Linked DNA regions of Homo sapiens: regions 2, 3, 4, 5, 6 and 7 are each linked to region 1. A link is an interaction called in ENCODE POLR2A ChIA-PET data of the cell type or tissue named here. Cell type or tissue: Caco-2. All regions are shown on one strand.

The links. ChIA-PET counts read pairs that join two places held together with the same protein. Peaks named below come from ENCODE experiments on the same cell type or tissue, not always from the same donor. Only the 100,000 strongest peaks of a DNase experiment are listed, where the experiment ranks them.
Region 2: POLR2A ChIA-PET joins it to region 1 with 14 read pairs; 26 of 35 experiments call an interaction of 5 or more read pairs at or near these places.
Region 3: POLR2A ChIA-PET joins it to region 1 with 11 read pairs; 9 of 35 experiments call an interaction of 5 or more read pairs at or near these places.
Region 4: POLR2A ChIA-PET joins it to region 1 with 13 read pairs; 9 of 35 experiments call an interaction of 5 or more read pairs at or near these places.
Region 5: POLR2A ChIA-PET joins it to region 1 with 13 read pairs; 19 of 35 experiments call an interaction of 5 or more read pairs at or near these places.
Region 6: POLR2A ChIA-PET joins it to region 1 with 10 read pairs; 11 of 35 experiments call an interaction of 5 or more read pairs at or near these places.
Region 7: POLR2A ChIA-PET joins it to region 1 with 14 read pairs; 17 of 35 experiments call an interaction of 5 or more read pairs at or near these places.

Annotation. Positions count from the first base shown.
Region 1 is chr17:47,939,769-47,943,768 of GRCh38, forward strand. PNPO (pyridoxamine 5'-phosphate oxidase) reads left to right here and starts at 1,803. Exons shown (of 7, transcript NM_018129.4): 1 at 1,803-2,045; 2 at 3,538-3,662. The coding sequence starts at 1,908. SP2-AS1 (SP2 antisense RNA 1) reads right to left here and starts at 1,636. Exons shown (of 3, transcript NR_103857.1): 1 at 1,579-1,636. RefSeq lists an enhancer at 1,555-1,849. In Caco-2, CTCF peaks have their summits at 2,090 and 2,967; DNase peaks (open chromatin) are centred at 441, 1,723 and 2,573; H3K4me3 peaks cover 2,041 bases.
Region 2 is chr17:47,882,016-47,886,015 of GRCh38, forward strand. No RefSeq gene overlaps it. Among named protein-coding and RNA genes, the nearest start is that of SP2-DT, 12 kb to the right of the region's middle. RefSeq lists an enhancer at 3,660-4,000. In Caco-2, no CTCF peak of the experiment used is centred here; DNase peaks (open chromatin) are centred at 2,336, 3,276 and 3,856; H3K4me3 peaks cover 629 bases.
Region 3 is chr17:48,111,276-48,115,275 of GRCh38, forward strand. SNX11 (sorting nexin 11) reads left to right here. Exons shown (of 7, transcript NM_013323.3): 2 at 756-810; 3 at 1,299-1,385; 4 at 2,026-2,126. The coding sequence starts at 769. Among named protein-coding and RNA genes, the nearest start is that of SNX11, 5.5 kb to the left of the region's middle. In Caco-2, no CTCF peak of the experiment used is centred here; no DNase peak of the experiment used is centred here.
Region 4 is chr17:47,849,097-47,853,096 of GRCh38, forward strand. It overlaps SP6 (Sp6 transcription factor), which reads right to left and starts at 2,067. Exons shown (of 2, transcript NM_001258248.2): 1 at 1,823-2,067. In Caco-2, a CTCF peak has its summit at 1,991; a DNase peak (open chromatin) is centred at 2,085; H3K4me3 peaks cover 1,936 bases.
Region 5 is chr17:48,016,473-48,020,472 of GRCh38, forward strand. No RefSeq gene overlaps it. Among named protein-coding and RNA genes, the nearest start is that of MIR10226, 14 kb to the right of the region's middle. RefSeq lists an enhancer at 1,232-1,331. In Caco-2, a CTCF peak has its summit at 2,057 (motif pointing left); a DNase peak (open chromatin) is centred at 2,019.
Region 6 is chr17:48,105,472-48,109,471 of GRCh38, forward strand. SNX11 (sorting nexin 11) reads left to right here and starts at 2,295. Exons shown (of 7, transcript NM_013323.3): 1 at 2,295-2,367. RefSeq lists silencers at 2,301-2,460, 3,995-4,000. In Caco-2, CTCF peaks have their summits at 1,990 and 2,207; DNase peaks (open chromatin) are centred at 2,150 and 2,210; H3K4me3 peaks cover 2,339 bases.
Region 7 is chr17:47,829,807-47,833,806 of GRCh38, forward strand. It overlaps MRPL10 (mitochondrial ribosomal protein L10), which reads right to left and starts at 1,735. Exons shown (of 5, transcript NM_145255.4): 1 at 1,654-1,735. The coding sequence starts at 1,705. It overlaps LRRC46 (leucine rich repeat containing 46), which reads left to right and starts at 1,864. Exons shown (of 8, transcript NM_033413.4): 1 at 1,864-2,193; 2 at 2,294-2,399. The coding sequence starts at 2,184. RefSeq lists enhancers at 317-1,148, 1,149-1,978 and silencers at 1,441-1,500, 1,741-1,900. In Caco-2, a CTCF peak has its summit at 1,339; DNase peaks (open chromatin) are centred at 1,295, 1,785 and 2,325; H3K4me3 peaks cover 1,937 bases.

The DNA of each region.
Region 1 (4,000 bases):
AGCTTTCAGTGAGACGAGATTGCGCCACTGCACTCCAGCCTGGGCGACAGAGCAAGACTCCATCTCAAAAAAAAAAAAAAAAAAAAAAAAAAAGAAAGACAACTTCAACAGGAAAGTAAATCTACTCAACTTTCTCTCAATTATGCTGATGGAGGAAAATGATGGCAGCACAAAAAAATCCAACCAGTGGAGAATCCATAGACCAATATCATTAAGCCTTGAGACATGTATTATTTCTTTGCAGCAAAATTGTCTTCCAGATTCTATCTGGCTCAAGCTATGTACACATAAAGGATGACAGGTATCTAATGTAGGGCTTCATGAAGCTCAGCTGTAATGCAGACACCTGGCCAGGCCAGGAAGTTCCCCTTACCTGGCACAGTCCTGGGTGCCTGCCTAGATGGCTCTTGCAGTTCCCCTTCCTGATGCTGGTGGAAAGCAGGGCTACAGAGAGGTCTCGACCCAAGGCCGCCCCAGCCAGCTCAGAATTGGACTGGGCATGAGTGGGTTTCCCATTTTTCAGCCTTGCATCCACAGCCTGGAAAGGCTATGCACAGCCACCTGCTCAGTGTACTCTCAGTTGGCAATTGCTTGCATTGACCTAGGGGCTAGACTCCTACTACCTAGCATGGGCAAAATGTGGAAAAAGGGAAGCTTGACAAAGATTGGGGAGACCCTGGAGAAATGGGACATTGGCAGCCTTGCTATCTACCAGGACACTGGCTCCTATGAACTCCAGTGCACCATGGCAGGGGAAACCATGAGCAAAGGGAGTAAAATGCTCTGACCCTTGCTTAAATAAATGAGGCTGGAGGGAAGGGGTTTAAAACTAGAAGAGGTGGCGGGCGCGGTGGCTCACGCCTATAATCCCGGCACTTTGGGAGGCCAAGGCGGGTAGATCACTTGAGATCAGGAGTTTGAGACTAGCCTGGCCAACATGGTGAAACACCGTCTCTACTAAAAATACAAAACTTAGCCGGGCGTGGTGGCGGGCGCCTGTAATCCCAGCTACCCGGGAGGCTGAGGCAGAGAATTGCTTGAACCCGGGAGGTGGAGGTTGCAGTGAGCCGAGATCGCGCCACTGCACTCCAACCTGAGCGACAGAGCTAGTCTCCGTCTCAAACAAAACAAAACAAAACCAAAACTAGAAGAGGAAAACCACTCTGGTCTGGGATACCTTGGTCCCAAATTTCCTTCTTCCCCCTTCCCATTCAGCCATCTTCCTTCTCACCTCACCGTCTCTTCCTCACCCCACTGCACCTCCCCACTCGGGGCATGGTCCACAAGTCATTTCAACCTCTCCCACTCTCATGCCCTAATTTCTCCCCACAACCAGATTACCCTTTTCTCTATGTGTCCCCATCACCTTGCCTCAGAGTCTGGCCCCTAATTCCATTTTCCATTTTTCTTTTCCCATTCCACTAGTCTCCCTTCCCAGGGGGTACTTCCTGCCCTAAGCTCACCTACAGGCACCTACTATGGGCCAGCCACTTAATACTGACTACTCCCCTCAAGCCCCCGGGACACATCCTCCGCCCCGCCTGAGCTGCAAGAGATCCTCCTATACCTTTAACCAACCTCCACGTGCGTGTTAACCGCGGTGACAGCATTTCCTTGTCTCTCTGCTCCCGCCCCCAAAGGCGCTACCCATTGGCCGCTGGGTTCCTCTGTTCTCGCTCTAATTGGCCTCGTTACCGAAAAGCTCCAACCAATGACCTCTCCGTGTCTGTCTCCCTCCTCCGATCCTGGAAACTCATTGGCTCCGAGGACTTAGGACCTGTTAGCTTGGTTGGGCGACTGGCAAATCCTTCCTTCCCCGGGGTAGAAGTCCAGGGTGAGAAATTGGTTCCGAACTCAAAGGAACCCAGTGCCGGGCCACAGCCGGGTCACGTGGCCGGCGGCCCCCCATGACGTGCTGGCTGCGGGGCGTCACGGCGACGTTCGGGCGACCTGCCGAGTGGCCAGGCTACCTCAGTCACCTGTGTGGTCGCAGTGCTGCCATGGACCTGGGACCCATGCGCAAGAGTTACCGCGGGGACCGAGAGGTGCCGCCGCTAGGGCCAGGCCTCCTGCAGGGGCGGGGGAAAAGGGGTCCCCGGAGTCATCTACAGCGGGGAGGGGAGTAGTAGGAGCCCCTCGGGGCTTCTGGGGCCACCCGGTGGGGCAAGGAGGTTTGAGGATCACCCCCCGTGGGAAAAGGGGGCTTCAAAGACATCCCACCAGGGGAGGAGTTCCGGGGAAACGCAAATGAAGATGGGTTCAAAAGGCAGCCTTTCGTAATGGGTAAGAGCTCGAACTTTGGAGCCTGCCTGGGTTGGAATGTTTAATGTATCTGGGCCTCAGTTTCCTCATCTGGGAAGTGATAGTATCTGCCTCACGGGGATGTTATGGTCTAAGATGTTTGTAAAGTGCTTAGAACCCTGCTACTCGACAGGTAGCAAGGTCAAATAACTTGCTCAGTCCCACAGCTAGTGATGAATGAATCGGGGTTTCATGTGATGGATGTCAGGACTGTGCTGGGCCTCCCTCAAGGGCGGGGGAAGAGGGGTCCTCGGAGTCATCTACTGGGGGGAGGGGAGTAGGAGGAAACAGCCCCTCAGGGCTTCTGGGGCCACCCCCTGGGGCAAGGAGATTTGGGGGTCACCCAAACCTCCTTGTGCCAGGTGGGCATGGTCATGGGCCCCTCTTTAGGTGGGTACAGTGACAAACAGCTTACAAACTGTTTGACAAAAAAGTAAGTGGAATATGGGGGAAGGGGACTAGCTCGGGGAGGAGGGGAGGAGAAAGCTCTTAGCTTACTGCCTTCAGTACTTTCTGCTGACCACTGGGAAGTTCTTTTCCTTTTCGCTCCTCAGGAGGGGAACCAAGAGAACCTTTTAGGAATTGGGGTCCAGGGCCCTGGTTGCCAAATCTGGTTGCATGTGGGCATTTCTAGAAACGCTTGTTTAAAATGCAGTTTTTCCAGCCTGGGCAACATAGTGAGACCCTGTCTCTACAAAAAATTAAAATTAGTCGAGCATGTTGGAGCGTGCCTGTAATTCCAGCTACTTGGGAGGATGAGGTTGGAGGATTGCTTGAGCTCAGGAAGTTGAGACTGCAGTAAGCCGAGATCACACCACCGCACTCCAGCCTAGGTGACAGAGTGAGACCCTGTCTAAAATAAATAAATAAATAAATAAAAATGCAGTTTTTGATGAAGCCTCAGACCTGCTGAATGAGAAATTTTGGGGGTGGAGCCCAGAAAGTTTTTTTTATGCTCCCCAGGTGATTCTGATGCACAGACAGTTTTGACACCCATGACATGTAACCCTGATTTATCCATCACTAGCTGTGGGACAGCAAGTTGTCTGAGTTTTTATGCCTGTTTCCTCACCTGTAAAATGGGGCACAGAATCTTCTTACTGCATACTATTTCTTATTTTAAGGTCATTGTCATGAGGACTAAATGAGTTGATTTTTGAAAAGTGACTAGAACAGTGCCAGGTCCATAGTAAGCACTATATATGTTTATTAAATGAAATAAATCTCCTTTCCTAGGCATTTGAGGAGACTCATCTGACCTCCCTTGACCCAGTGAAACAGTTTGCTGCCTGGTTTGAGGAGGCTGTTCAGTGTCCTGACATAGGGGAAGCCAATGCCATGTGTCTGGCTACCTGCACCAGGTGGGCATGGCTGTGGGCCCCTCTTTGGGTGGATACATATGAACTAGGAAGCTTATGAAGCTCTCTACTCTGGATGCCAATTTTATGGTTCCAGCTCTGTTATTAACATGCTCTGTGGCTTTAGGCAAGATACTTGTCCTCTCTGGGCCTGTGTCCTTACCTATAAACCAAAGACCAGGCCACAAAATTACATTTCAGTGATAAAAATGCAGTGCCTTGTTCATTTCTGCCCTTGATACATCCACACACAACCCCTTGCCTCCCTCATCTCCCCATCTACCCAAGCCCCGTCTGCCATTCAGGAGCTACTTCTCCTGGTGAAGCTCTGTCTCTCTCTC
Region 2 (4,000 bases), 58 kb before region 1:
AATGCCACCATCCAGGTGGTACCAGAGGTCTTCACGACTGCATGAGCCTAGCTCCCCACCCACCGTGTCCTGGGAAAAAACACAAATAAGATTCGTCTTCCCTGAGTCGCTGGAGCAAAGGACAGGAGAAAACCCCTCTATGAGGTTGAATGATTCTTGTTAGATGCAATAGATGCAAAGGCCTATTGACTTCCAGGGCTAAGGGCCTCACTTGGAGGAAAGTTCTTGTGGATGGTATTTGAACTTTCCCATCTAGAAGCAGGGGAATGGCTGGGATGAACTCTAAAGGCATCTTGGAATTCCATCCTATCCTATTTCCTCTCCTTCATCGTAGCCAAGCTCTGAGGATTATGACAGCGTGGGCAATAAAAAGTGCCTAATTGGTTGTTGTCCAGCCGAGGCTGCTCCCCATTTCCCTTGGCAGGGGTGGGAAACCGGCTGAGTCAGTTTCACTTTTGCTATTGCCCAGTTTCCCCATGGTTGCTGGGCACTAGCGGAAGCAGGGCACCCCGTGGGAATCAGGAGCTTGTCCCTGATGCTGCCTTTGAGGTGAGCATACCCCAAAAGGCAGAGGACCCCTAGAAAGCACCAGAACGTTAGGCTACAACTGCCCCCTCCCTGTGGAAAGAGGATAACTGGCAGGCTTCTCTCCAAATGTCCAGGGCCAACCCCACTGGCCTCTGAAGGAGTTGGGAGGAGGCACAGAGGACACCCTTTCCCCGGGCCTTGGTGGTGAAGCCTCTTCTGTAGCAGAGGGCAGAGGTGGAGACATGGGCTCTAGAGCCAGGTGCCTGGCTGGAATCCTGACTGTGAAGCCAGTGGTGTGATCTTGAGCAAGTTACTTAAGCTCACTATGCCTCAGTTTTCTCATCTGCAAAGTGGGGCTGATTATAGGACCTATCTCATAGGGAAAATGGGCTTGAATGAGTCAACGCATGTAAAGAGCTTGGAGCAGTGCCTGGCATGCAGTAGGTACTCAATAAATGGTAGCCATGAGCAGTAGCTCAGCCTGGCAGTGGGCATGGGGAGATGGGATGCAAGTCAGAATCTGGACATGGCGGGGATGCGGGTGGGTGAGTGAGATGACTTTTGAACAGAGATCCTGGGCTTCCCAATGTCTGCTCATCTGGCAGTGAGATCCCAGTAGGCCAGGAGGGTCAGTGAGAGTTTGGCCTGGGTTCTCTCCTGAGCAGCTGCATCCCACTCAAGCCCTTCCACCATAGAGCTCTCCCTCCCACCGCCCACCTTACCTCTCCCCACCTTCAGCATGAAGGCCACTCTCTCCTTCTCATGTCTTTCCAGGAAGGGTGGAGCCAGGCTCCTCACCTTCCTGGCAAACATGCTGGCGTCCCCCCACCCAGGTCACATCCTCTCTCCTAGGAACCTGTGAACAAACTGTTCTTTCTGCTGGGGACACCCTGCTCCCTTTGCAGCTCTCGCCTCTTCCTCCTTCCCAAGCCAGTCTGGTGCTCCTCTTCTCTAATGGGACGTTCCCAGGCACAGTATCATCCCTGCCCTGAGTCCTACCCAGTGCCGGCAATCTGGCCCCTTTCTCAATGCCCAGGTCCTGGACGAGTGCACAGTCTCCCCCATCAGACTAAGAAGTTAAGCACTGTGTTTTACCCCAGAATCCACTGGACCGTGCAGTCCATCCATGAGCCTCCAGGCCTCAGCCACTGTTATGCCTTTCCCTTTCCTTGGGTTTCCCATTTTGATCCAGGAAAGCAGCATAGTCACTGGGCTGCCTGCCACCTCCAATGCACCTGGGGGCTTGGCAGACAGACAGCCACCTGTCTCGGGAGGCTCAGGTGGATACTAATAGGCAGTGGAGGCCAAGGGCCTCCCCACCAGAGACCCCCAGAAGCCCCTCCAGCATTGAAGCTGGAAACAGACCATTCAGTTACAGAGTCCAATCCCACCCAAGCAGAGACTGATGCCGGAGGAGGTCCCAGGAAGACCCCCATTTAGCTGCTGCCCTTCTTGGAAACCTTTTGCTTCGACCTTGCCACTTCACTGTGGTCTCTTGAGGGGAGAGATGCTTATGAGTGGGAGTTGGAGTGGGAAGAACTCTGCTTGGCTCCTGGGGGGCAGCAGAGATTTATGGGACTGGATTTTTACAGGCTAGGGAGAGGCCCCAGGCAGGAGCTATGGAGCCCAACAGAGGAGCAAAGGCATAAAATCTCCGGACATGAAAGTCCCAGCGGCAGGCCCCCCCAGGCCTGTGGGTGGTGAGAGATTTACAGCTCTTGCACAAGGCCTGCAGGGGCCTGGGGAGCTGCAAGGACACTTCAGAGCCAGAATAACTCCCCGCCAAGGCCTTCACCTTTCTCCTCTAGGAAAAAAAAAAATACCAATAGAACAGGTTGGAGCTGCCAAGAAGATGGTTATCGCTGCTGGGACCCCGCCCCACCTGGAGACGAGGTGGCTCCCAACTTCCTCCCCCTCCCCGAGCTCTCCTCTCTGCCCCCAGGTCAGGGAGAGGTGCCTAGGGCAAGGCGAGGGGAGAGTGGAGGTGGGGCAACTTCCAGAAGGGGCCTCCCCCTGGAGAAAGTGGGGCTCGGGCTTTCACTGTTCCTTTGCCCAGACAAGGAATGCACAGCAGTGGCCAGAACCCCTGACAAGCCCAGGGGCCTGGAAGGGGGCAGTGAGTGGGTTCTGCCAGCTCCAATATTTAGGGAATGCTTTCACAATGTGCATGTGGGTAGGAGTCTTACCTGACGGGGTACAAGGATAGGAAAATAAAGACGGAAAAACAGAACGTCCCTTGTGCTTAGCAGCCATCTCTCATCTCAGTCAATGAGCTAAAAAGCTGAGACAGGAATTTCTCAAATGGAAAGTGCCCGGCCCCAGCCCCATGCCCTCTGCCCTTGCTCCACCAAACCCAGCTGCCAGTTTTCTCTAGGGCCAGACCCCAGCTCCTTCCCTACCCACCGAAAGGAAGGGCGGTAGCCCTGTGCCTACTGGGGACAGCTCATCTGGTTGAAGGGTGTTTCTGCCGCTTCTGGACTCTGTGCCCCATCACCTTGGTCCCCCACCTGCACGGAGAAGCCCAGACCCTCAGCAGGGTGGGGGTGGGGTGCATTGCTAACCACTTAAAAGGACCAGGCAAGCACCCTGAGAACAGGTGAGGAGCCAGAGCCTTTGAACTGGGAGGGGCAGGTGCTGCTGCTGAAAGACGGAAATCCTGGGCCAGGGCTTGCAGCACCACGGAGAGGGGTGGGCAGGAAGGCCCATAAAAAGCTGGACCTTCCCCTTCCCACCCCTCAGTCCAGTCCCTCAAGACCAGAGCTGGCGCTGAGACAGCCAACTGAGTAATGTCTCAGGTGCTCAGCCAGGGGGCACAGACTTGTCCCTTACCAGGCCCCACCCTGAGTGCTCGGTCCCCACCCCCCAGGGACAGGCCAGGGGAACAGTGTGGAGAGAGGACTGAGGCACTGCTGCCCAAGAGGCAAGAGGTTGAGTGGGGAGAGCCTCAGGAGGGGTGTGGGGGAAGCAGCTGTATCATCCTTTTCCCTGCTGATTGGCAGGCTGGGAAGGGAAGGAAGAGACAGGTCAGTGCCCCAGAAAGGAAGGGGAGGAAGTTAATGAGGAAAGGTGGCTTTGCTCCCCTGTCCCCTGCCCCCTCTGCCACTAGCTTCTGACTCCAGGCTCCAGGAGTGGGCCGGGCTGGTCAGGACCTGCCTCCAGCCTGCCTTCCTCCCGAGCAGGTCGGGAAAATTACTCTCCTGGTACTGCTTTTTATTTTTTGAAGCCAGATCAAAGGTGGGACCCAGCTGGGAGCCATAGTAAAATCTCAGCAATGTGGAGCCTTGGAGTTTCAGAGGTGAAACCAGGAGCTTGGGGAGGGACCATCTCAGGCCCAGGCTGCATGGGTCAGAGGCCAGAGTGGGAGTGGAGAAGAAGAGTCAGGAGTGGAGCTGGTGGGTGGGGCCCTGCGAGAAGAACCAGCTGCTTGAAAAAGGCAGGCAAGTCTATGGTTACCTTGGTGTGCACGGCGGCT
Region 3 (4,000 bases), 170 kb after region 1:
AATGCAGAAGCATTGGTGTTTGTGGGGACTTGGTTGTCTCTAAACAGCCGGGAGGGGGTGCTGTTAGGCTCGCTTTCAAAGCTGTGATCTGGCAGGGCGTGGTGGCTCCCGCCTGTAATCCCAGCACTTTGGGAGGCCGAGGAGGGCGGATCACTTGAGGTCAGGAGTTCGAGACCAGCCTGACCAACATGGAGAAACCCCGTCTCTACTAAAAATACAAAATTAGCTGGGTGTGGTGGCACGTGCCTGTAATCCCAGCTACTCGGGAGACTGAGGCAGGAGAATTGCTTGAACCCAGGAGGCAGAGGTTGTGGTGAGCCGAGATTGTGCCATTGCACTCCAGCCTGGGCAACAAGAGTGAAACTCTGCCTCAAAAAAAAAAAAAAAATGCTGTGATGTGAGTGCTCACCAGACCCTGTTGTGCCTGCATTCTTCAAGGCAAAAGTTTTACATCTGGACCCGCCTGTTCTGGCTGCGTGTGACAAACTTTCTGTAGACTCCAACACGCTTTGGGGAGAGGTGGCCTAGTTGAGGGCCTGGTCTGAGAAGGGAGGCAAATCCCCCAGGGCCTTTTAGCTTGGCATTGAGCTAATGGGGATTTTTTTTTTGCTTCCTCTTAAGTTTTACAAGAACAAAAAGTGTTGCCTGGGTTTCCCCACGGGGGTCTATTAAAAACTTTCGGGGTTTTCCCTGGTAAAGAATGATAAGAACAGAGGCATACTAACCTTGATCCTGTATCCTCTGTCCCTCATCAGATGTTTCCTTCCAATGGGCTTTTGGTGTAGGATGTCGGAGAACCAAGAACAGGAGGTAAGAGTATGGTCTGCAGAGAACAGGTGGGTAAAAGTTGGAGAGGGGATTTAGGAGGAAAGAGGACATAGAGATGCAAATCATTAATTATTACCTGCAGTATTACTTTGGTGGTTCTGATGAGCTCAGAATAAAGTCAGGAGAAAGAAATCAACAGCAGAGGCATTCCTAGGAAATTGGGGTTCCATTCTGACTAAATTTTCCTTTGATTGGAATATACTGGAATGTAAGCTTCATGGGGGCAGGCACTTACGTCTCTTGTTCATGCTTTATCCCCAGTGCCTATAACAGTGTCTGACACGTAGTGGGGCTCAGTAAAAATTTGTTGAATTGAGTGACTGAATTGAGTGAATGAAAGTTGAATTGAATAAATGAAAGTTGGTGTTGAGTGAATGAAAGTTGGTGTTGGGTGGAAAAATCTAGCGACCTGTGTTGTCAGAGCTGCCTTGCTGTGTAGCTGAAGCTGAGGGAGCTTTTCTTACCTACAGGAGGTGATTACAGTGCGTGTTCAGGACCCCCGAGTGCAGAATGAGGGCTCCTGGAACTCTTATGTGGATTATAAGATATTCCTCCATGTGAGTACATCAAGCTTCTGTATTGGGGTCAGCGCTCTGCAGGGCTGAGGGGCTTGTACTGAGGTGTAACCTTTTTTTTTTTTTTTTGAGATGGAGTTTTGCTCTTGTTGCCCAGGCTGGAGTGCAGTGGTGTGATCTCGGCTTACTGCAACCTCCGCCTCCCAGGTTCAAGTGATTCTCCTGCCTCAGCCTCCCAAGTAGCTGGGATTACAGGCATGTGCCACCACGCCCAGCTAATTTTGAATATATATTTTTTTAGTAGAGATGGGGTTTCATCATGTTGGCCAGGCTGGTTTTGAACTCCTGACCTCAAGTGATCCACCCTCCTTGGCCTCCCAAAGTGCTGGGATTATAGGCGTGAGCCACCGTGCAGGTCAAGGTGTAACCTATTTTTGAGTGTTTCTGGTGGACCCGAGACAGAAGACTTAGAAGAAAGGGAGGGAGGAAAGGAAAGAGAGCTTGAGGTATGTCTTTGAGTTGCTTTTGGGCTGCCTGGTGGCACCTTGTTCTAGTTGGGGACCTGATCAGGTCTGTGGCCTGATGGCATGGCTCCTCAGTGAAAGCAATGATAGGGAGCTCATGTGAACTTGTCTATTTCCACTAAACCCTTTTCATGTACTTCATGTGCTTTCATGTATAGACCAACAGCAAAGCCTTTACTGCCAAGACTTCCTGTGTGCGGCGCCGCTACCGTGAGTTCGTGTGGCTGAGAAAGCAGCTACAGAGAAATGCTGGTTTGGTGTGAGTTTGCTCTTGCTTCCTTCTTGGGTCTGTGACTGGCTTTTTGGGTGCTTATGTAGGAACTGGAGTTGACAATGAAGAGAACTTGCAACATACCAGGCACTAAGGAAATTGGGAAATATGTTGTTTCTTTTTTTGTTTTTTGGGTTTTTTTTTTTTTTTGATGTAGGGTCTTGCTTTGTTACAGAGGCTGGAGTGCAGTGGTGCAATCATGGCTCACTGCAGCCTCAACCTCCTGGGTTCTAGCAATCCTCCCACCTCAGCTTCCCAAGTGGCTGGGACTACAGGTGCATGCCACCACACTTGCCTAATTTGGAAAATATTTTTGTAGAGATGGAGGTCTCCCTATGTTACTAGGGTGGTCTTGAACTCCTGGGCTCAAGCAGTCCTCCTGCCTTGGCCTTCCAAATTGTTGGGATTACAGGTGTGAGCCACCAGGCCCGGCTGGGAAATAATGTTTTTTTTTTTTTTGAGATGGAGTCTTGCTCTGTTGCCCAGGCTGGAGTGCAGTGGCATGATCTCATCTCACTGCAACCTCCACCTCCCAGGTTGAAGCAATTCTCTCTGCCTCAGCCTCCCAAGTAGCTGGGATTACAGGTGCCCACCACTATGCCTGCCTAATTTTTGTATTTTTAGTAGAGGTGGGGTTTGTCCATGTTGGCCAGGCTGGTCTCAAATTCCTGGACTCAAGTGATCCACCTGTCTCGGCCTCCCAAAGTGCTGGGATTACAGGCGTGAGCCACCACTCCTGGCTGGGAAATATGTTCTTTTTTTTTTTTTTTTGAGACTGAGTTTTGCTCTTGTTGCCTGGGTGCGATCTCGGCTCACCGCAACCTCCACCTCCCGGGTTCAAGAGGTTCTCCTGCCTCAGCCTCCTGAGTAGCTGGGATTACAGGCATGCGCCACCACTCCTGGCTAATTTTGTATTTTTAGTAGAGATGGGGTTTCTCCATGTTGGTCAGGCTGGTCTCGAACTCCTAACCTCAGGTGATCTGCCTGCCTTAGCCTCCCAAAGTTGCTAGGATTATAGGCGTGAGGCACCATGCCCAGGCCTTCTTTTTTTTTTTTTTTTTTGAGATGGAGTCTCGCTCTGTCGCCCAGGCTGGAGTGCAGTGGTACAATCTCGGCTTACTGCAACCTCCGCCTCCCGGGTTCAAGCAGTTCTCTGCCTCAGCCTCCCGAGTAGCTGGAATTACAGGGGGTTACCACCATGCCCAGCTAATGTTTTGTATTTTTAGTGGAGGTGGGGTTTTACCATCTTGGCCAGGCTGGGTTTTTTTTGCTTTTTTTTTTTTTTTTTGAGACAGAGTTTCACTTTGTTGCCCAGGCTGGAGTGCAGTGACACCCTCCACCTCCCAGGCTCAAGCAATTTTTGTGCCTCAGCCTTCCGAGTAGCTGGGATTACAGGCGCCTGCCACCACGCCTGGCTGACTATTTTGTATTTTAGTAGAGATGAGGTTTTACCACGTTGCCCAGGCTGGTGTCGAACTCCTGAGCTCAGGCAATCCACCCATCTCCACCTCCCAAAGTGCTAGGATTACAGGTGTGAGCCACTGCGCCCAGCCTGGGCAGGCTGGTCTTAAACTGACCTCATGATCCACCTGCCTTGGCCTTCCAAAGTGCTGGGATTACAGACGTGAGCCACCATGCTCCGCCTTTTTTCTTTTTTTTTTTTTTTGAGACGGAGTCTCACTCTGTTGCCCAGGCTGGAGTACAATGGTGTGATCTCGGCTCACTGCTACCTCAGCCTCCTGGGTTCAAGCGATTCTCCTGCCTCAGCTTCCCGAGTAGCTGGGATTACAGGTCCCTACCCCCACGCCCAGCTAATTTTTGTGTTTTTAGTAGTGACAGGGTTTTACCATGCTAGCCAGGCT
Region 4 (4,000 bases), 91 kb before region 1:
ACTAAACCGACTCACATGCCCCCACCCCCTTCCCTCAAGCAGGGACTTCACCTCCCTGGGGAGCAGCTTTCTGGCCACCAGATACCCCTGGAATCTGGGAGATACCCCCACCAGAGAAAACCAAATTTCCATCCCTCTCTTGACTCATACCAGTGCCAGGCAACTCTCTGACTGCTACCCATCTTCCTCTCCATGCTAGGGGAGGCCCAGATAGAAAGTTGGGAGGGAATGGCTTCCCCAGAGAAGAGCTTGACAGCAAGCTCTGGAAGATACAATTGCACCCCTTTAAGTGATACAAGGTCAGAGTGCAGGAAGAGGAGGGCAACAAGAGAAGTCATAACCACAGAACCTAAGAGCAAGAATTGCCCAAAAAGATGACATAAGCAAGTGCATCCTAGGCATGGATCATTTTTCAGAAGCTCCCCACCACCACCAGAAGATTCTTATATGCAGCAAATGTTGAGAACCACTGCTCCAGGCCAATCTTCTTATTTTGAAGAGAAGGAAGCAGACTGAATGACTTGGCACAGTGACTTGGACAAGGATGTTCATTTATTCATTCAATAAACCAGGTCTCCTAACTCCTGGACTCTCAGTCTGTTACTTTCTGTAAACCAATCTTTCTGTAGACCCTTAGAACGCTAAAGACCCCCAACGCTTTCTCAACCACATATCTGTGGCTTGAAGTTCACTCTTTTCTCACCACCTCTCCCTAAGGCCTGGAAGCCCTGGTGCCTCAGCTGGGCAGGTTTGTGTGCCTGGGTCTTCTCTACTGGTGGGGGAGGAGACCAGTGACTTAGGGCAGGATTGTTTCCTTCCTACAGCAGGGCTTAGCTGACCCTACCATCTCCTGCCTCTGGGACCAGGGAGGTGGCACTGATAGCCTGGGAGAGGGAGGGAGAGGAGGACGGGGGCACCTACTCAGGCTCCGGCTGCCTCACCACAAGAGGAAAACAGGGTGAAGTTGCAGGAAAGGAGCCCCAGGCCGGGGTGGGGCAGCACAGAAGGGGCTGAGCGGGAGCTGTGAAGCCAGGGACCCTAACAGCTTTTGGTGCCTGGGAACTGCCCCAGGGGCTGGAGGATGGGAAGGCTAGGATAATCTGGGCTCCAGAGTGGCTTCTCCTGGCAGAGAGCTGGAGAGCCCAGGCCTGGGATGCAATGGCCTGCTACCAAGATTTCAGAAACCCAAAGCGGGGTGATTCTCAGGTTCTAAGACCAGTCCCACTGGGTGGAAAACTGCCCTGGAGCTGGCTCAGTCTAGCAGAAGATGCAAGACTAAGACCCAGGAGAATAGAGGAGGGGGCAGGTCTTGGGGGTGATATGGAGCCACCCTTAGGTGGCAACCCTTAGGTTGCCTCTATGGTCCTTGACCCACCTGCCCCAGAGCTGAGAGGAAAGAAGGGAACAGGATTGAGTGCCAAGTATGTGTCCGGTTCACTTCCAGGCCTAGAAAGAGTTCAGGAAAGGAGAGAGCACAGCGTACATCGCAGGCTTCTCGCTCCCCGAAGTGGGAAGGCAAGTCGGTGCACCCTTATGCCCCATTCGGCTCTGCCTCTCTGGATCACCGGCTAGTACTCCCAGTTCTCAATGTCCCGGTCCTCTGGTTGTCCCAGTCGCTCCAGTTGCCCCGGTTTCCAGCCTCCTCGGTCCCTCCAGTCTCTCCCGTCCGCCCAGTTTTCCCTCCATCGGGGTTCTAACCTCTCAGATCCTTTAGGACCACCCCGCTCCCAAGGCCATAGGAGGCTGGGGCGCGTTCGGAGTGCGTTTTTTCGAGACAATCTCCGTAGCGCTCACCCCTGGCCACCCCGACCCGCGCTCCTACCTCGAGGCTGCGGCGGGCTCCGGGCACGGCTGGCTGGTGCGCTACTGACGGTCGCTCATAGGCCCTGTGCGCCGGCGAGCTCTCCAGCGGTAAGGGGCAGGAGCCCAGGGCGAGCCAGACCCGGCGGCTGGCGGCAGGCGGCAGGCGGCGGAGGTGAGCGCTGGCGAGAGGGCGGAGGACGGAGGGCGGGCAGGAGCCAGCGAGCGAACAAGGCCAGCTCCGCCCGTGACTCACCCGCGCTCTCTGCCTTCATCCTCTCCCCAGCGCTGCTTTTTCCCCCGGACTCGCGGCCCCGCCCACCTCACCTGCGGCCGCCTTTAACCCTTGAGGGCTCGGCTGGACCGGAGCCCAGCCAGGGCCGCGAGGAGGGGGTGGGCGGGAGTGGGGGAGGAAAGATAACTAGGGCGTGCGCCGCCCGCTCCCTCGCTCCTCCCTGGTCCCCTCCACTCCCAGGGAGAGGGGCCCGGGTGGGGTGATTCCCAGGTTCTAAGACCCGCCCCGCCGGGTGGAAAACTGCCCTGGAGCTAGCTCGGTCTAGCAGAGGACGCAGGACTAAGACCCAGGGGGAATGGATAAGGGGGCAGGTCCTGGGGGTGAGACAGAGCCACCCTTAGGCAGCAACCCTTAGGTTGCCTCGATGGCCCTTGACCCTCTCTGAACGGACAGCCCTGCCCCGGAACTGGGAGGAAAGAAGGAAACAAGATTGAGCGCCAAGTATGTTTCCAGTTCGCCTCTAGGCCTAGGCCGTGTGAAATTTGTCTTGGCTGCCCTCCTTCGCCATTCCCCCGACCCCCGACCCCCGTCCCCTGCCCTGCCTCACCCCCCGCACCCCGCGCCGCTTCTCTCCACCACCACCCTTCCCCGTCCTTTTTTCCCTCTCCCTTCCGGGGTATCCCTCTCTGACCTTTCTGGGTGACCACCTCCTCTCCTCCCCTCTCCCAGCCTCTGCCCACCACCGGTCTCTGCTTCCCCCCTACTCTGGTCCCAGGTCCCAGCAGCTGTCACTCTGCCCCTCCCCTTAGGTAGCAACCCCAGTGCCTAAGAAATCCACCTCTCAAATTCGCCTCTCCTCGCCCTCCTGTCCTTCGGGAAATGCTCAGCCTACGCACACCCTCGCCCCCGAGCACCCGGTTCTGAAGAATGGGCAGGCGCCTGAATGGCCCTGGGAAGGGACACTTCTGGAAGGAATTGAGCTATCCCTTGCCACCATTCCTTTCTAATTCTCACCAGAATAACTAAACCCAAGGTTCTTAACTTTGGGGAGGGGTCTTGGATTCCTTTGAGAAAAATTCACATGCCCAGTGCAATATTCTGGTAAAATTTCAGCGCGCTCGCGGAGCTCACAAAAACTTCCCTCAAGATCTGGATGGGTCGACATTTCCGAGACCCGCAAAGCACCGGTGGGTAGGGAAGTTCCGTCCTCCACCCACGCATTCTTCTGCCTGGCCGCTGAGGTGGCCCCATGCTTCACTCCCATGCCGCAGTGTTGATCTCTCCATGTGACCCCTTTTTTCACAGGGGAATGCAGATTAATTTCCCTATTTCTTTCATTTTTCAGATTCGTCTCCTCTGTGCGCTTTGCCGTCGGCTTTTTAAAATTTCGTTTTCCTCTTTACAGTCGATTTCATACTTGAATTTAGGCTGATTTAATCTCGCCTCTACAGCCCCTACTCCCCCCCGCCATTGGTTTACCTGTCCTGCATGCCCGTTTGGGACACACTCAAACTGTAACTCAAAAATAGCTAAACCGAGTGCATAAGCGGGGTGAAAATCAATCCATGTGTGTATGCGTATGTGCATGGTACCCCTCAGACACGCACACGTTCTTATCCAGAATCGACGTCGGATTCATCTGTGCATCTCCCTCTTTTCTAAGGCTCATTTCCCTCATCCGGACAACCTGGGTACACATTGGTAGGGTCTCCTGGGGGCTTAAAGGAATTGATATGCCTAAAAATGCTTAGCCCAAGGGGCCCCTGGTAAGCGCCGGGTAAATGGAAGATATCCTTGTTATAATTATTAAATAAGTCAGTTCCAGGTAAATATTGGTTGGATTAAGGTGTATGCACAAAGACCTGTGGACTAGAAGTTGACGGATTTAAATTCTAGCCCCAGCCCTGCACTTGCTAAACTGACCCTGGCAGGTCAGGTGCCTCTAAGCCTCAGTTTCTTCCTTGG
Region 5 (4,000 bases), 77 kb after region 1:
CAAACTTTCTGGTTTCACTAAGAAATAAATAGGAAGGGCAGGCCCACTGGGTCCAGGATAGTGCCCTACAAGGAGACCTTTCTTCAAAATGAAATCCATACCTGGGTTCAGGCCGCATTGCTTCTGCTCCCAGCACCCGAGAGCATCCTCAATCACCTCACAAGTGGGAATGACAACGCCTGCCTCCTTCACTGAGATAGAGGTACAAAAAAATTACATGTGTGAAAGAAATAGAATACTTTTACGGATCCTGACAAATGTGAGTTTACATAAATCCTATTAAAAGAACATTGTGCAAGAAGCTTTTCTGTGTCTTGTATATAAATTATCCTCAGAAAAGAAGTGCAGCTGATGGGACTCACTTATTAATTTCATTATTTAAAAAACAGACGTGCTGGGCGTGGTGGCTTATGTCGGTAATCCCAGCACTTTGGGAGGCCAAGGCGGGAGGATCACTTGAGGTCAGGAGTTTGAGACTAGCCTGGCCAATATGGTGAAACCCTGTCTCTACTAAAAATACAAAAATTAGCTGGGCATGGTGTTGTGTGCCTCTAGTCCCAGCTACTTGGGAGGTTGAAGCACGAGAATCACTTGAACCCAGGAGGCACATGCAGCAGTGAGTCAGGATGGCGCCACTTACTCCAGCCTGGGCGACAGAGCAAGATTCTGTCTCAATAAATAAATAAATAAATAAATAAATAAATAAATAAATAAATAAAATAAAAATTAGAAAACGCTATTGGAGCCAGCCATGGTGGCTCCCAGCACTTTGGGAGGCCGAGGTGGGCAGATTGCTTGAGCTCAGGAGTTCGAGACCAGCCTGGGCAACATGGTGAAACCCCGTCTCTACTAAAAATACAAAAATTAACCAGGCATGGTGGCAGGTGCCTGTAATCCCAGCTACTCAAGAGGCTGAGGCAGGAGAATTACTTGAACCTGGGAGGTGGAGGTTGCAGTGAGCAGAGACTGTGCCACTGTACACTAGCCTGGGTGATAGAGTGAGACTGTTAAAAAAAAAAAAAGCATGCAAAGAAAAATGTGCATTGGGGTTTTGAGTCAAGAGCCCTGCTATTTTTTCTTACTGCCCAGGAAGGCACTCCTTGTCAAGGGAATTCTATTTATAAACGTTATATTCTCATGATCTGCAGAAAACACAGGGCAGAAAGAGGAAGAGGTAAGAGGGTTCCAGGAAACCCTCTTTCTTGTCTCAGTTCTGTCCCTTGTTAGCTGTGTGACATTGGGTAAGTCAACCTTTGAGTTTCACTTTCCTAATCTGAAGGCCTCTAGCTTGCTCTCCCAGAAAGATCCACTTTTTTTTTTCTACCTTAGAGTATAAACTTCAGTCAGTGCCCAAGCCCCTCAGACCCCTTCCTCAACCTCCCAGCTACCTTGGGGAATGGGTCCAAATCTCCAGAGTTGGAGGAAAAGGTCTGTATTTGTTTTCTGTTTGTTTGTTTGAGACAGAGTCTCACTCCATCACCCAGGCTGTAGTGCAGTGGCGCAGTCTCGGCTCACTGCAACCTCCATCTCTTGGGTTCAAGCAATTCTCCTGCCTCACCCTCCCGAGTAGCTGGGATTACAGGCATGTGTCACCATGCCCAGCTAATTTTTGTATTTTTAGTAGAAACAGGGTTTCACCATGTTGGCCATGTTGGTCTCGAACTCCTGACCTAAAGTGATCTGCCCACCTCGGCCTCCCAAAGTGCTGGGATTACAGGAGCGAGACACCATGCCCAGCCAGGTCTGTATTTCTTGACAGTGTTTCTTGATCAGAGGCCCTGTTTTCTCAGGACAATTGCTGTCCCAGGTGCCCAGGGTCTCTCACCTTCGTGTTCCCATGGAGGTGCTCACAGCTCTGATGTGGGAACCCCCAAGGTTCTCCTCTGTGGTCTAGGGAGTATCTAGGAATGGACTGCAATGCTCAGCACTGTGAGATAACTCCTGCCCAATAGAGAGTAGAGATGCCCTCTAGGTCTGGTTCCTGCAAGCCTTTTCATAGTCCCGTCACTGATCCCGGCCAGGCTAAGGATGAAAGAGGGGCTTGTCTTACAGCACCATCTTCTGGGCAAACCTGTGAGAGCTACTTCTTCTTGCTGCCATCTGGAGAACACTGAGATTTTGGGGGACTTTGGGTCCCAGAAGTTTTGTTTGTTTGTTTGTTTGAGATGGAGTCTCGCTCTGTCACCCAGGGCTGGAGTGCAGTGGTGCGATCTTGGCTCACTGCAACTTCCATCTCCCGGGTTCAAGCGATTCTCCTGCCTCAGCCTCTGAGTAGCTGGGACCAGAGGCGCACGTCACTATGCCCAGCTAATTTTTGTATTTTTAGTAGAGACGGGGTTTCACCATGTTGGTCAGGCTTGTCTCAAACTTCTGACCTCGTGATCTGCCCACCTCGGCCTCCCAAAGTGCTGGGATTACAGGTGTGAGCCACCACGCCCGGCCGATTCCAGAAGTTTTTATCTTACCTGTTTCCCCAAGATAAATTAATTCTGGACTTTTCCAGCCATCTCTTAGGAGAGGATGTTCCAAGAGCCCTCCAACCTTCCAAACACAAGGCTGCTAGGAATGGTAAGCAGCTGAAACCAGTCTTCCAATCATTCCACCCAGAACCTGAGTCCTCACCTACTCACCCCATATATCCCCACCCCAGAACACCCTGTCACTCACTAAGAAGCTGTTGTCTGGAAGCAAGGTTATAGCCTCATCACTTCCAGAGTTTTCTTCTATCCTCAAGTTTATTTGTTTGTTTGTTTCAGATGAGGGCTCACTGGCAGCCATGAGAGTAAAACACATATTTTCAATCTCTTAAAAATCAGGTGTCTGGATTGGCTGTGATGGCTCATGCCTGTAATCCCAGCACTTTGGGAGGCTGACTTGGGTGGATCGCTTGAGTCCAGGAGTTCAAGACCAGCCTGGGCAACATGGCAAAATCCTGTCTCTACAATAAACAAAAAATTAGCCGGGTGTGGTGGCATGTGCCTGTAGTCCCAGCTACCTGGAGGTTGAGGCTGCAGTGAGCCATGATCACGCCACTGTACTCCAACCTAGGCGACAGAGCAAAACTCTGTCCCTTAGGAAAAAAAAAAAAGGCTAGGCATGGCGGCTCAATCCTGTAATCCCAGCACTTTGGGAGGCTGAGGCAGGAGGATCACTTGAGCCCAGGAGTTTGAGAACAGCCTGGACAACAAAGTGAGACCCCCATCTCCCTACCAAAAAAAAAAAAGCAAAAAAAAAAAAAGCAAGGTGTCGTGGTGTGCACCTATAGTCCAAGCTACATGGGAAGCTGAAGTAGGAGGATCACTTCTCCCCAGGAAATCAAGGCTGCAGTGAACCGTATTCATGCCACTGCACTCCAGGCTGGGTGACAGAGCAAGACCCAGTCTCAAAAAAAAAAAAAAAAAATCAGATGTCTAGACAAAGAGAAATTGTGGATCTGGTCAAATGGAATCAGATCCCTCTTGCTACTTCTTTTTCTTTCATTTGAAGTGTATGTGTCTATTTTCAGAGTGGGGTACGTGAGAGTGATAAGAGGGCACTAAATATATAAGATATAAAGTAGACTTGTGTTTTTTTTTGTTTGTTTGTTTTTTGTTTTTTTGAGACGGAGTTTCGCTCTTGTTGCCCAGGCTGGAGTGCAATGGTGCAATCTCAGCTCACTGAAACCTCCACCTCCCGGGTTCAAGCAATTCTCCTGCCTCAGCCTCCCGAGTAGCTGGAATTACAGGCACCTGCCACCATGCCTGGCTAATTTTTTTTTTTTTTTTTTTTGTATTTTTAGTAGAGACGGGGGTTTCACCATCTTGGCCAGGCTGGTCTTGAACTCCTGACCTTGTGATCCACCTGCCTTGGCCTCCCAAAGTGCTGGGATCACAGGCATGAGCCACCGTGCCCGGCCGACTTGTTATTTTTAAACATACTTTTCAGAACCTAAATATTCAGATCATTGTCCCTGACAAAATGGTCCTTTTGGAGGGCCTTTTTTGGAATGATTGCCTGCAAT
Region 6 (4,000 bases), 170 kb after region 1:
ATCACACACCACCAGATGGTCTCAATCTCTTGAGAGTTCAAGACCAGGCTGGGCAATATAGTGAGACCTCATCTATACAAATAATAATAAAAAATTAGTCGGGCATGGTGGCACACACCTGTGGTCCCAGCTACTTAGGAGGCTTGGGTGGCAGGATCACTTGAGCCCAGGAGGTTGAGGCTGTCTTAATATTAAGACATGTGAGGCTAGGCACGGTGGCTCATGCCTGTAATCCCAGCACTTTGGGAAGCCAAGGCGGGTGGATCATGAGGTCAGGAGTTCAAGACCAGCCTGACCAATATGGTGAAACCCCATCTCTACTAAAAATACAAAAATTAGCTGGGCATGGTGGCGCGTGCCTGTAATCCCAGCTAGTCAGTAGGCAGTTTCTTGAGACTTTCCTGATGAGATCAGTGATGAATTTAATAAATGTGATTTTTTTTTACATTGAATAAATGCATCAACATTGGCTGATCTGCATAACTCTGTACCAGTATTTTCTAAATGGCTTGACTCCCTATCACACTTAACCTTTAAGAAATGACTCCATCTCCAAGGTGGTGTGTACTTAAAAATAAATAAATAAACACTTCCAGTCTCGGCAACATAGGGAGACTCTATGTTGTATAAAATTTTAAAAACTTAAAAAATTATCTGTATAAAAATTTTAAAAATTAACCGAGTATGGTGGCACACGCCTGCGGTCCCAGCAGCTCCAAGGGCTGAGGAGGGAGGATGGCTTGAGCCCTGGAGGTTGAGGCTGCAGTGAGCTGTGATCCTGCCACTGCACTCCAGCCTGGGCAACAGAGCAGGACCCTGTCTCAAAAAAGCAAAGAAAAGTTACCATTTGTTGAATTTGGGTAGTATCAAAGAAGAGTATTCAGAATTGTTTGAGAAGGCTAAAAATACTCTTCCTTTTCTCAACTACATAGCTATATAAGGCTGAATTTTCTTAATGTACCAAAACAACAGAGCACAACAGAGAAAGGGGAAGCACATAGGAGAACCCAGCTATCTTCCTTTTTATTTATTTATTTTTTACAATGGAGTCTCCCAGGCTGGAGTGTAATGGCGCGATCTTGTCTCACTGCAACCTCCGATTCCTGGGTTCAAGCAATCCCCCTGTGTCAGTCTCCTGAATAGCTGGGATTACAGGTGCCCATGACCACGCCCAGCTAATTTTTGTAGTTTTAGTGGAGACGGGGTTTCACCATGTTGGCCAGGCTGGTCTCGAACTCCTGACCTCAGGTAATCCACCCGCCTCCGCCTCCCAAAGTGGTGGAAGTACAGGCGTGAGGCACTGTGCCCGGCCCCTTTCTTTTCTTTCCTCTCTTTTCTTCCTTTTAGCTCTCTCTCTTTTTTTCAGACAGGGTCTTGCTCTGCAGTGATCAGGGCTCACTGCAGCCTCGAACCCCTGGGTTCAAGCCATCCTCCTGTCTCAGCCTCCCGAGTAGCTGGGACTACAGGCGCGTGTCACCATGCCCGGCTAATTTTTAAAATATTTTGCAGAGGCGAGGGTCTCCCTAAGTTGGTAGGGCGTGTCTCAAGCCTGGCCTCAAGCGATCCTCCCGCCTCGGCCTCCCTAATAGTATTGGGATTACAGGCGTGAGCCACCGCGCTAGGCTTGCTGAAATTATCTTTAAATAAGTTGTTAAAAGACCACCAACACATTGAACGGCTTTCTCTTGCTCCCTAGCTGCATGATATTGCTTCGAGTTTGTTTCGGTGTGAGCAATCTGAGTCGCCGGACCCTCTCGAGTCTGACTTTCACTCTGACAATCGGTCCGTGGCTTTACGAATCTGAATCGGAGTCCCCTTGATAGCTCCGCTGGGGAACAGCAAACTACGAGGTTCAAATGGTGGCTCTCGGGACTTAGTGAGGATCCAGGGATGTGGGCTTCCTAAAGCCCCGAACCTCCCACACTGCAGACTATCCCTCGCATAGCGAGAACAAGAGTAACAACCCCCTTACACCCCTCTGCTCCCGGGACCCACTGGCTGCCCGTCGCTGACGCCCCCTGGCCGCTGATTGGCTTCCCCTGACAGTGGGCGGAACGCGGCCCCGGATTGGATATCCATTCGCCGTCCCTCACCCGGCACCTGCGTGCACTCTCCGGCGTCCCAAGTGAGTGGAGGGGGGATCCCGACTCCAGTCCGGGGCCTTGGCCAGCGGAGCCGCGCTATTCGGAAGCGGGAATCCCACTCAGAGCCCGGGCCTGTAGGGGCGGGGCGTCCCGGGCACCCGGGATTGGGGCGTCTCCCGTCGTGCACCGGGGCACCGGCGACTCACCCGGAAGGAGAAGCCGTGATCTGGCTATATGGTGGGGCGCGGGCGGTGTCGCTGTGGGGAGCTGGTGCTGTTCTCAGGTGAGAGGGCGTGGGCGGGGCCTGGGGAGTGGGTGCTGCTCTCCTGTGAGGGGGCGTGGGCTTGAGCGTCAGTAGTGGCACTCGGGATGGTGGCATCGCTTTACATCCTAGGGAGGGACTCTCTTACCACCCGGGATTAAGGCAAGGGCTTGCTCGGGATCCAAGAAAGGAAACCCGGCTTTTCAGTTTACCTTCAAAGTGTATCTTTCACTTCCTACCCCCCAAGCTTAATCGGAAAGAAAGAAGGACCATGTGGACCTTTCGGTCCTAGTTTGTTGAGAATGGAGAAAGAGTGGCCGTAGTAAAAGACTCTGGGGACATTTACTTAAATGGCTAAGACTGGGGGCAATGGCGAGTATTTTACGTGGACACGGGAGACTTGGCGGTAGATTGTGGTCGCCTTTGTTACTTACCTTCCAAGTGAAAGGCGTACGATTAGAGATGGACAAAAAGATGGAGCATAACTGCTTGGTTGAGATCACACAGAGCTTGGTCAGAACTGGGAGCTTCCTCTGTTTAGTACCTGTGATATTTATAATTGGAGCGAGAGCTTTTTGAATTGCTTTCTGCCATCTGGCACTAAAGGCTCAAGATTGAGTAAGAAGGGACGGTAGTCTCAGTAGTTCCATCTACTTTTATCACCTGATTTGTTTCTTAACCTGTCTCTTGAAGTTGTTTAAATGGGAGAGAAAATAAATGGTGAGACTAAAGCCTTGCATTGTTACTATATTAGAAAGCTTTACGATGAATCTACTTTGTAAACAGCAAACAATCGGGTACTCACCAGAGCTACTGGTGCTGGTACAGGTGAAGAAAGTAAAGGAAACTTCAGATGTGGTTGAAAGGGCCCAGAAAATGTAGTTAACACTAAGTTATGTAACTAGCTATGGTCACTGACTCTAGCCTTATTTGGATGAAGTACAGATCCATCTCCCAGATCAGAGAACTAAAGTTAGGAACTTCCTGCTGCTTCTCCAGAGGCAGAACTGAGCTTTTTCTTTTGAGGAGTGGTATCTGTGGGGAGGAATCTAATGGAGAAGAGTGGTTGCTAGAAATTACTACTTGGTGTCTAGGTTTTTGTATTTGTTCCAGTGTTTATTTGTTTGTTTTTTGAGACAGGGTCTTGCTCTGTCGCCCAGGCTGGAGTGCAGTGGTGTGATCTTGGCTCATTGCAGACTCCGCCTCCTGGGTTCCAGCAATTCTCATGCCTCAGTCTCCCGAGTAGCTGGGAGTACAGGCCTGTGCCACCATGCCCAGCTAATTTTTGTATTTTTAGTAGAGACGAAGTTTTGCCTTGTTGGCCAGGCTGTTCTTGAACTCCTGGCCTCAAGTGTTCTGCCCGCCTCAGCTTCCCAAAGTGTTGGATTACAGGCGTGAGCCACTGGGCCAGCCCAGTGTTTTTAAGGACAGTTACAACTGAAACTTTCTTTTTTTTTTTTTGAGACGGAGTCTCACTCTGTTGCCAGGATGGAGTGCAGTGGTGCGATCTCGGCTCACTGCAACCTCCACCTCCTGGGTTCAACTGATTCTCCTGCCTCAGTCTCCCGAGTAGCTGGGACTACAGGCACGCGCCACCATGCCCAGCTAATTTTTGTATTTTTAGTAAAGAAGGGGTTTCACCATGTTGGCCAGG
Region 7 (4,000 bases), 110 kb before region 1:
TGAACCCAAGAGGCAGAGGTTGCAGTGAGCCGAGATTGTGCCATTGCACTCCGGCACTCCGGCCTGGGTGACAGAGCAAGACTGTCTCAAAAAAAAAAAAAGAAAGAAAGAAAGAAAAATAAACATAAATTCTCAGGCCCTGCCTAGACCTACTGAATCAGCAATTCTGGGGTGGAGCCTAGCAAATAGTGTTTTTTGTTTGTTTTGTTTTGTAGAGACCAGGTTTCACTATGTTACCAAGACGGGTCACAAATAGTGTTCTAACAAGCCCTCCTGGTGATGCTGACGCATGCTAAAGTTTGAAAACCACCACTCTAACCGCTGCTCTGACACCCTGTCCTATGATTTGAAGAGGAGAAAAAAATGTTACACCATTCTCACAGCTCTCAGACAAGTTTCTCTTTCCTCCTCTCTTCCTGTTTACAGATAATGCTACAGAGCACCCCACAGAAAACAAGGGAGGCACTCAAAAGCCCTGAGACAAAGTGACCACTTAATCCTCAACACAAGGGCCAAGACTAGAACTTCCCACTTTCAGTCATTTCCAAGACTGGGATGTGACCTCAGAAAAAGGTCCAGATAGAAGGCGGCTCTAACAGTCAGAGAGTATGGATATTTGCTGGGGTAAGAGGTCTTATTGCCAGCAGCCACAAAACCTAACTGTTAAGACTGCAGGCAGGCTTTGGAATCAAATTAAACTGGATTTTTTTTTTTTTTGAGATGGAGTCTCGCTCTGTTGCCCAGGCTGGAGTGCAGCAATGCGATCTCGGCCCACTGCAACCTCTGCCTCCTGGGTGTAAGCGATTCTCACGCCTCAGCCTCCTGAGTAGCGGGGACTACAGGCACGCGCCACCACACCCGGCTCATTTTTGTATTTTTAGTAGAGTTGGGGTTTCGCCATGTTGGCCAAGCTGGTCTCAAATTCTTGACCTCAGGTGTTCCCTCCGCCTCAGCCTCCCAAAGTGCTGGGATTACAAGCGTGAGCCACCGCGCCCAGCCGAAACTGGATTTTAATCTCTCTTCCGCCAATTACTAGCTGTGACCTTGGCCACCCAACTGGTCTGAACTTCAGTTGCTGCGTCTGTAAAGAGGAGATGCGAATGTCTTTCTCACAGGGTGCTTTAGATTTAAATGATTTAAAAGATTTAAATGAGCTAACACATATAAAAATAGTTATCACAGTGCCTGGCCTATATTAAGTGCTCAAATCCATTCACTAAACAAATATCTACCGCACGCTTACTAACATCCAGCACCATGCCACCTGCTGGCTATGCTGAATGAACATGGTTCTGCCCTTGCGGAGTTTAATAGAGGAAACAAGCAACTAAACAAATGCAAAATTACAGATTGCGACGGGGCTAAGGAGTCAAGGGAAGACCTGAGGTGACATTTAGACTGACACATTAAGATGGAGACATAATGCAAAGGTCTGGGCGAGGAGTGGTCCAGGCAAAAGAAACGCTGGAGACAGACAACATCTGGACGTTGTTGCTGTGATTACCAGTCGAGTCACAAGGAACTGGACGGGGTAAGGAGGCCAGCGATCTAGCTGGGGTCAGAGATTATGGGAAGAATCAGTAGTAGAGGAGGGCAGATGAGGACTAGAGAGCGGCCGCAAGACACGCCGTGAGGACCTGGGCCACTCCTTACCCGCCTGGGGCAGGAGACCCCCTCGCAGCATCCCCGCCACGGCCGCAGCCATCTCCACCGGAAGAATGGACGGAAGCCGAGTGGAGACGGAAAGAGCTAAGGATTGTGGGGTAGCGAACCCCGGGGCCGGAAGCAGTGGGCGTACCCGCCGGCTGTAGCCGTAAGACGCATGCGCTAGGCCGGGCCAACGGAGCCCGCCTTTACCTCCCCACTCGGCGTCCAGTCTCTTAGCAACGACTCCGGCTTCCTAGGAACTGCTCCTTTCTCAACCATTCCTGCCCACAACACCCCAGCTTGCTGCCAGCAAAGCCCCTCCACACCCCTCAAACTCCAGACCCTTCACATCAATTTACTGTTTTCTTCGACCTCACCCCAGCAATTTTCTCTGAATCAACCCCCTTTCCTCCTCTCCTAAGTCTCTGAGTTTCTCTCTCCTCCTGCCATCCTGAGTTCTGCCATCCTTAGGGGCCGCCAAGACCTCTCTTTTCGTTCCTCTCCCGCCTCAGACCAGCAGCCTTTTATTTTAGATCATGTCTGGAGGTGAGTAGGGAGGTGGGACGGTGGGTAGAGCAGTTGGAAAACAGCGGGGTAAGGCCTCCAAGAGTGAGGAAGTGTCACAGTTGGACTCATCTTTTCACAGGGAAGTCAGCCCAGGGTCCAGAGGAAGGGGGCGTCTGCATCACTGAAGCCCTTATCACTAAGCGGAACTTGACTTTCCCTGAAGATGGGGAACTGTCAGAGAAGATGTGAGTGCATGGGGGAGAAAAGGGGTGCTAGAAGGCTGAAACACTCAGGATGACCAGGTCCCTGACGTGTACTGATTTGTCAACTGATCTTTGTTTCTCTCCTTACTCCACACATTCAATCAGTGGTAATGCCCAGCTGATTTTCCCTTCTTCAAAATAATTCCATTTCTTTTTCACCATCCTCACTCAACTGTCTTAGATAAGGCCGTGTTCACCTCTCTCCTACACACCCACCACTTTGGGAGGCTGAGGCAGGAGGATCACTTGAGCCCAGGAGTTTGAGACCAGCCTGGGCAATAGAGACAGAATCCTATCTCTAAAAAATAAAAATAAACTAGCTGAGCATGGTGGTGCACACCTGTAGTCCTAGGTGGCTGAGACAGGAGGATCACTTGAACCCAGGTACCTGTGGCTGCAGTAAGCTATGATCATGCCATTGCATGCCAGCCTGGGCAACAGGGTGAGACCCTATTTCTAAAACAAACAAAAAGTAAAGTATTTTTAATTACTTTTTTAGAGATGGGGTCTTGCTCTGTTGGCCAGACTGGTCTTGAACTCCTCAAACAATCCTCCCACTTCAGCCTCCTGAGTAGCCAAAGTGATCCTTTTAAATAACAAATCTAATCAGGCATTCACTGATAGAAACTTCCTCCCAAATAAATCCCAATGCCTAAGCATGAGTTGACTTCTGCTTTTCAGCCTTATTTCTGGCCACTCTCCACAAGTGTACAATTTCCCACACTGTGTACTCACACCTTAGTACCTTACTACTCAGAGTATGTGTGGATGGGAGGGGGTGCAGGGGTAGGACAGCAGCATTGGCATCACAGGGGGCTTGTTAGAAGTGGAGCATCTCAGCCCCTCCACCCGATCTACTGAATTAGAATCTGCATGGGCATATTGGAGTTTCGGAAGGGCTGTATTAGCATGTACTATTCCTTCTGCTTGAAATGCCTTCTCCCCATATCCCCCCACCTTCATGGCTAATGCCTACTCATCTGTCACCTCCTCTAGGAAGCATTCCCTGATTCCTCCTACTGTGAATTTAGTGCACAGCCTATGTACTCCCTTTGTCCCCTGTACTTGCTTCTGTTATCCACTTGTCAGGGATGTTTGGCCTTATTCTTTCTTTCTTTCTTTCTTCTTCCTCTTCCTCCTTCTTTCCCTTCTTCCTCCTCCTTCTTCCTTTCCCCTGTACTTGCCTCTGTTATCCACTTGTCATAGATGTTTGGCCTTCTTCCTATTTTTTTTTTTTTTTTTTGAGACGGAGTCTCACTCTGTTGCGCAGGCTGGAGTGCAATGGTGTGATCTCGGCTCACTGCAACGTCTGCCTCCTGAGTTGAAGCGATTCTCCAGCCTCAGCCTCCCGAGTAGCTGGGACTACAGGTGTGCGCCACCACACCCGGCTAATTTTTTTTGTATTTTTAGTAGAGATGGGGTTTCACCATGTTAGCCAGGCTGGTCTTGAACTCCTGACCTCAGGCAATCCACCCACCTCGACCTCCCAAAGTGCTGGGATTACAGTGAGCCACCTCGCCCAGCCTCTTTTTTTTTTTTTTTTATGACATAGGGTCTTGCTCTGTCACCCAGGCTGAAGTGCA